2 separate regions of the Homo sapiens genome follow, and region 1 is linked to region 2. The links are chromatin loops, found by intact Hi-C in ENCODE. Cell type or tissue: Calu3. All regions are shown on one strand. Each heading gives the region's core, and the rest is flanking DNA. Links, peaks and the distances in the headings are about the cores only. Region 1 has its middle 9.1 kb from the start of GYG2. Region 2 has its middle 34 kb from the start of ASMT.

Region 1 (2,812 bases), core at 87-2,586, 1.2 Mb before region 2:
CATTTGTTAATATCCCTATCCATCTCATCCCAAAAGTCTTTAGCTAGAATACCAAAAGAAAATATCTCCTCTTTAATATTATTAAAGTTGTGGCCTGAACGAGGGCTTCATTCATTCATTTTCCCGTGTGTTTAATAAGTCTTTAGGGCCAGGCGTGGTGGCTCAAGTCTGTAATCCCAGCAATTTGGGAGGCCAAGGTGGGAAAATCACTAGAGCCCAGGAGTTCGAGACCAGCCTGGGAAGCACAGTGAGACCCCGTCTCTACAAAAACAATAAATAAATTAGCCAGGCATGGTAGGACATGCCTGTTGTGCCAGCTACACAGGAAGCTGAGGTGACAAGATCGTTGGAGCCCAGGAGTTTGAGGCTGCAGTGAACCAGGATCACACTGCAGCGCTCCAGCCTGGGCGGCAGAGCAAGACATTGTCTCAATAAATAAATAAATAAGTCTTTAATGAGCATCTACTACATGCCAGTCATGTTTCTGGAAACTGGGGACAAATCCATGCCTTTGTAGCAGTTGCATTCTAGTGGGGATGGAGCCGGGAGAGAAACAATAAAAGGTGATACGTTATCATATGTTGGAAGTTGATAAGAGATAGACAGAAAAGATTAGAACAGAGGATGTGGGTGAGGAAGTGCTCGTAGTGGGTGGGGACCTGCGATTGAAATGATCTCACCTCCCTGCGGCCTCCCTTTGGTCTGCAGCCTCCCTTTGGTCTACAGCCAATGGTGGACAGTGTCAGATTTTGCCCCCAGCCTTCCCACCAGCTCTGCTATGGGATCAAACATTCTATGCTTGTTAGGTCCAAGCACTGTTTTCACTTTTGGTTGGGGAAAAATTGGCAGCTTCTCTTTCCGTATGTCATGTCTACATCCCAGCTATTCATAAACAAGCAGTCATGTTTCATGAATACCTGTCTAGCAAGGGGCAGATGAATAGGACGGGGAGCAGGGAGGAGACAGCTGTGAAGCAAAAACGTGACAATGGCTGGCAGGAACCCAGGGAATGCATTGCATTTATATTTGGAACTATGGGGGAAGATGCAGCTTAGATGGAGGCCATTCCAAGTCACCCAAGTGCTCAATGTTCAGAACCAGAATAGCACGTGGCGTGAAACTCTCTCATGGGCTGAGACTGGACAAGCTAGTTCCATTCTCTGACAAGTCTGGTCTTCCGGACTCGGCCCCTGGAAAGCTGCCTTTCTTCCTCATTACCCCTTCTCCTCTCCCCTTACCATGGGATCTTGTGAGCCTTTCTTCAACAGACACAGGCTCCTCCCTGCAGCTTTGTATGAAGTTCATAACTGGGCTCAGATCAAAGTTGTGGTGGAAGCCTTTAGAATTCTGAAGGAAGCAGAAAAGGCATTGAATGACACCCCCAAGACCAACTTTTATGTTTAATGAAAAAAATGTTGCAGCCAGTGGTAACATTTTTTTGAATGTACAATTTAGAAATGTCCACTGGGTGTCGCATGGCCCTGCTGGGAAACTAAATGCTACAAGATAGTGAAGCGTACACACTTTTTACCGTGATAAGCTAGTTTCATAGCTATGCACAAACTGACCATCGCTGAACTAATAACTGAGCACTATTTGAGAGACTATCTTTGTACACCTCTCAAATTCTGCAGTTACTGTTTTGACTTTTAAGTACCAGTCCCTGACGGGCACATGGTAGGGGTTATAATACACTATACCTCTCCAGTCATCCCTGGAACTCTAATTCTATCTTTATAAACAACTCATTATCACTGACATCCTTTTTTTTTGACAGGGTCTTGCTCTGTCACCTGGGCTTCAGTGCAATTGTGCAATCAGAGCTCACTGCTGCTTCAACCTCCCAGGCTCAAGCAATTCTCCTGTCTCAGCCTCCGAAGTAGCTAGGACCATAGGCATGTACTACCACGCCCAGCTAATTTTTTAATTTTTTTGTAGAGACAGAGTCTCGATATGTCGCCAAGCTTGGTCTCAAACTCCAAGGCTCAAGTGCTCAAGTGATCCACCCACCTCGACCTCCCAAAGTGCTGGGATTACAGGTATGAGCCACCACATCCAACCAACATCCATTTTTATGTGTACATGTGTAAAGTATGTAAATTATTTTAAAAGGCTGGGCGCAGTGGCTCACGCCTGTAATCCCAGCACTTTGGGAGGCTGAGGCGGGCAGATCACCTGAGGTCAGGAGTTCAAGACCAGCCTGGCCAACATGGCAAAACCCCGTCTCTACTAAAAATACAAAAATTAGCTGGGCATGATGGTGGGTGCCTGTAATCCCAGCTGCTCAGGAGGCTGAGGCAGGGAGAATCGCCTGAACCCGGGAGGCGGAGGTTGCAGTGAGCCGAGGTCGTGCCACTGCACTCCAGCCTGGGCGACAGAGTGAGCCTCCATCTCAAAAATAAATAAATAAGTAAATAAATTACTTTGAAAGCTTATTTTTCTACTAAAATAAAATGATTCAGCAAATAGTATTGTTATTATCTATTACTCCTACTGGCAGTAGGTCTCCCTAATTAGAACATTATTTATTAGCTTTCTAGATTGCTATATTTTGATTGATTGATTTATCATTCTCTGGGTGAAATAATAAATTATTCTCCATTTTCCAGATGTAAAAGGATTACTTCTAAAATCACATTAAATGGAGAAGAATTTAACTAAAGTAATCAATATTAAAAAGATTGTAGGCTTTTGCAATGTTCAAAATATCTATTTTTTTTCTTTTTTAGAGACAAGCTCTCACTCTGTTCCTCAGGCTGGAATGCAGTGGCACAATCATAACTCACTACAGCCTTGAACTCCTGGGCTCAAG
Region 2 (2,812 bases), core at 139-2,638:
CAGCAAAGTGGAGACAGCCCTTTCCTTTCGTTTTCTGAAACTAAACAAGGACTCATTTTGACTGGAGGTGTAGGCTTTGCAATTTGGAGTGAGGTGACAGATTAAATTAAGCTCTTCTCCTCTGTGGACCCCGGGGGATGAGGCTTTTTTTCCTCCCCCTTGGGGATCACATTTCAAAGAGATTCCTCCCAGACACTGCAGGAAACATTCTTGAGCTATGGTGCCGCTTTCTTTAAAAGATTTACACACATTTGAAAAAGGCCGACAAAGAACTTGCAGCTACCAGTTTGCTGGGGAGGGGGGCGGGGCGGAAAGTGGGAAAATATCCCTCTCCTCATTTTTCAACAAGAGAAAATGTAAGCCTCCGATTTTTTTTTTTTTTTTTTTTTTGAGACCGAGTTTTGCTCTTGTTGCCCAGGCTGGAGGGCAGTGGCGCGATCTCGGCTCACTGCAACCTCCACCTCCCGGGTTCAAACGATTCTCCTGCCTCAGTCTCCCGAGTAGCTGGAATTACAGGCGCCCACCACCACGCCCAGCTAATTTTGTGCTTTTTAGTAGAGATAGGGTTTCACCATGTTGGCCAGGATGGTCTCGAACTCCTGACCTCAACTGATACACCCCCTTCGGCCTCCCAAAGTGCTGGGATTACAGGCATGAGCCACTGCGCCAGGCCAGCCTCTGAAGTTTTAGTGTATCTGCCCTTGATGGGGGAAAATAATGAAAAAATCCTTTTGGATGTGGGATTGTTTTTAGTGAAAACCAACATTTAAAACAGCAAAGCAGACTGGGCACGGTGGCTCACGCCTGTAATCCCAACACTTTGGGAGGCCGAGGCGGGCGGGTCACGAGGTCAGGAGTTCGAGACCAGCCTGGCCAACATGGTGAAACCCCGTCTCTACTAAAAATACAAAAAAAAAAATTAGCCGGGCGTGGTGGCAGGTGCCTATAACCCCAGCTACTTGGGAGGCCAAGGCAGGAGAATCGCTTGAACCCAGGAGGTGGAGGTTGCAGTGAGCCGAGATCTTGCCTTTGCACTCCAGCCCAGGCGACAGTGCGAGACTCCATCTCAAAAAAAAAAAAAGCGGCAAAGCACTAAAGTTGGGGCGGGGGGTTGCTTTTTCCCCATTCATGGTCACCCCAGCCCTGACTGCCTCTGACAGGTGCAATCTTGGAGCGAAGGAAGCCGGGTTACATCAGCTGCCCCATGCTGCCACCTGCTGGCAGGCACCGGTTCTCGCTCTTCCGGAATGGTCCACATGTTGCCATGGCCCCAAGAGGGTTTCCCTGAAGAACTGGGCTGTCCAGATCTAACGTATGTTTGCAAAGAGCATTCAAGCCCAGGCGGGCTACATGCATGAGCCTGAGCCACTTTAGGGGTGGTCACAGTGCTTATAATTTTTTTAGGGGGTGGAGAATCTATATACTCACAGAGGGATGCCCCTTGACTTACAGTGGGGTTACCTCCCCACAAGTCTATCATGGGTCCACATACCTTAACTTAAAAATGCATTTAGTATCTTGATACACTGATCGTAACGCTGAAAAGTTGTAAATCCAACCACTGTAAGCTGGAAACCGTCTGTATATATGAACGTATACACACGCTTTTATTTTACTTATTTATTTATTTTGAGATGGACTCTCGCTCTGTCGACCAGGCTGGAGTGCAGTGGCGCGATCTCGGCTCACTGCAACCTCTGCCTCCCGGGTTCACGACATTCTCCTGCCTCAGCCTCCCTAGTAGCTGGGGCTACAGGCGCCCGCCTCCATGCCTGGCCAATTTTTTGTATTTTTAGTAGAGATGGGGTTTCACCATGTTAGCCAGGATGGTCTCCATCTCCTGACCTTGTGATCCACCTGCCTCAGCCTCCCAAAGTGCTGGGATTACAGGCGTGAGCCACTGCGCCCAGCCAGATGTCCACATCCTAATCCCCATGTGGTAGACAGAATAATGGCCCCAAAGATGTCCACATCCTAATCCCATGTGGGAGACAGAAAATGGCCCCCAAAGATGTCTACATTGCAATCCCATGTGGTAGAAGGAGTAATGGCCCCCAAAGATGTCCACATCCTAATCCCCACGTGGTGGACAGAATAATGACCCTAAAAATGTTATCAACACCCAAATCCCCATGTGATAGACAGAATAATGGCCCCAAAGATTTATACATCCCACTCCCCATATGGTAGAGGAATAATATCCCCCAAAGCTGTCCACATCCCAGTCTCTAGAACCTGTGAATATGTGACCTCACCTGGAAAAACACACTTGGCAACTGTGGTTTAATTAGTGATCCTAAGAGGGGGGCTGTCCTGGATTCTCTGGGTTGGCCATCTGTCATCAGAAGGCTCCTTATGAGAGGGAGGCAAGAGGATCAAAGTTATAGAAGAGGTGACAATGGAAGCAGAGCCCGGAGTGATGTGGGTGTGGGTTTTGCAAGTGGAGGAAGGGACCATGAGCCAAGGAAAGCAGGCAGCTTCTGGAAGCTGGCAAGGCAAGAAAATGCATTCACCTCCAAAGCCTCTAGAATAAAGCAGTCCTGCCAACACTTTTATGTTAGCCTAGGGAAACTGACTTCAGCCTTCTGTTCTTCATAACTGCAAGACAGTTAATTTGTGTTGTTTTCAGCTACCACATTTGTGATAACTTGTTACAGCAGCTACAGGTCACTAATAGCTACAGGTCACTACCCAGCCAAATACAACCACCCAATGAAACTGTCTGCAAGAAGAAAAAGCAGTGACAAATGCTCACGTTTTTTCTTCTTTTTACGACTTAGAGCATTAGATAGATAGAAAATCAGAAAGGGGA

Evidence for each region. Hi-C counts contacts between places; a loop is a spot of excess contacts. Peaks named below come from ENCODE experiments on the same cell type or tissue, not always from the same donor. Only the 100,000 strongest peaks of a DNase experiment are listed, where the experiment ranks them.
Region 1: it touches region 2 in a loop (13-fold over the local background); 15 of 110 quality-filtered maps call a loop at or near these places.

Annotation. Positions count from the first base shown.
Region 1 is chrX:2,818,387-2,821,198 of GRCh38, reverse strand. No RefSeq gene overlaps it. Among named protein-coding and RNA genes, the nearest start is that of GYG2, 9.1 kb to the left of the region's middle. In Calu3, for the core only: no CTCF peak of the experiment used is centred there; a DNase peak (open chromatin) is centred at 1,508.
Region 2 is chrX:1,647,176-1,649,987 of GRCh38, reverse strand. No RefSeq gene overlaps it. Among named protein-coding and RNA genes, the nearest start is that of ASMT, 34 kb to the right of the region's middle. RefSeq lists an enhancer at 1-438. In Calu3, for the core only: a CTCF peak has its summit at 1,271; a DNase peak (open chromatin) is centred at 1,207.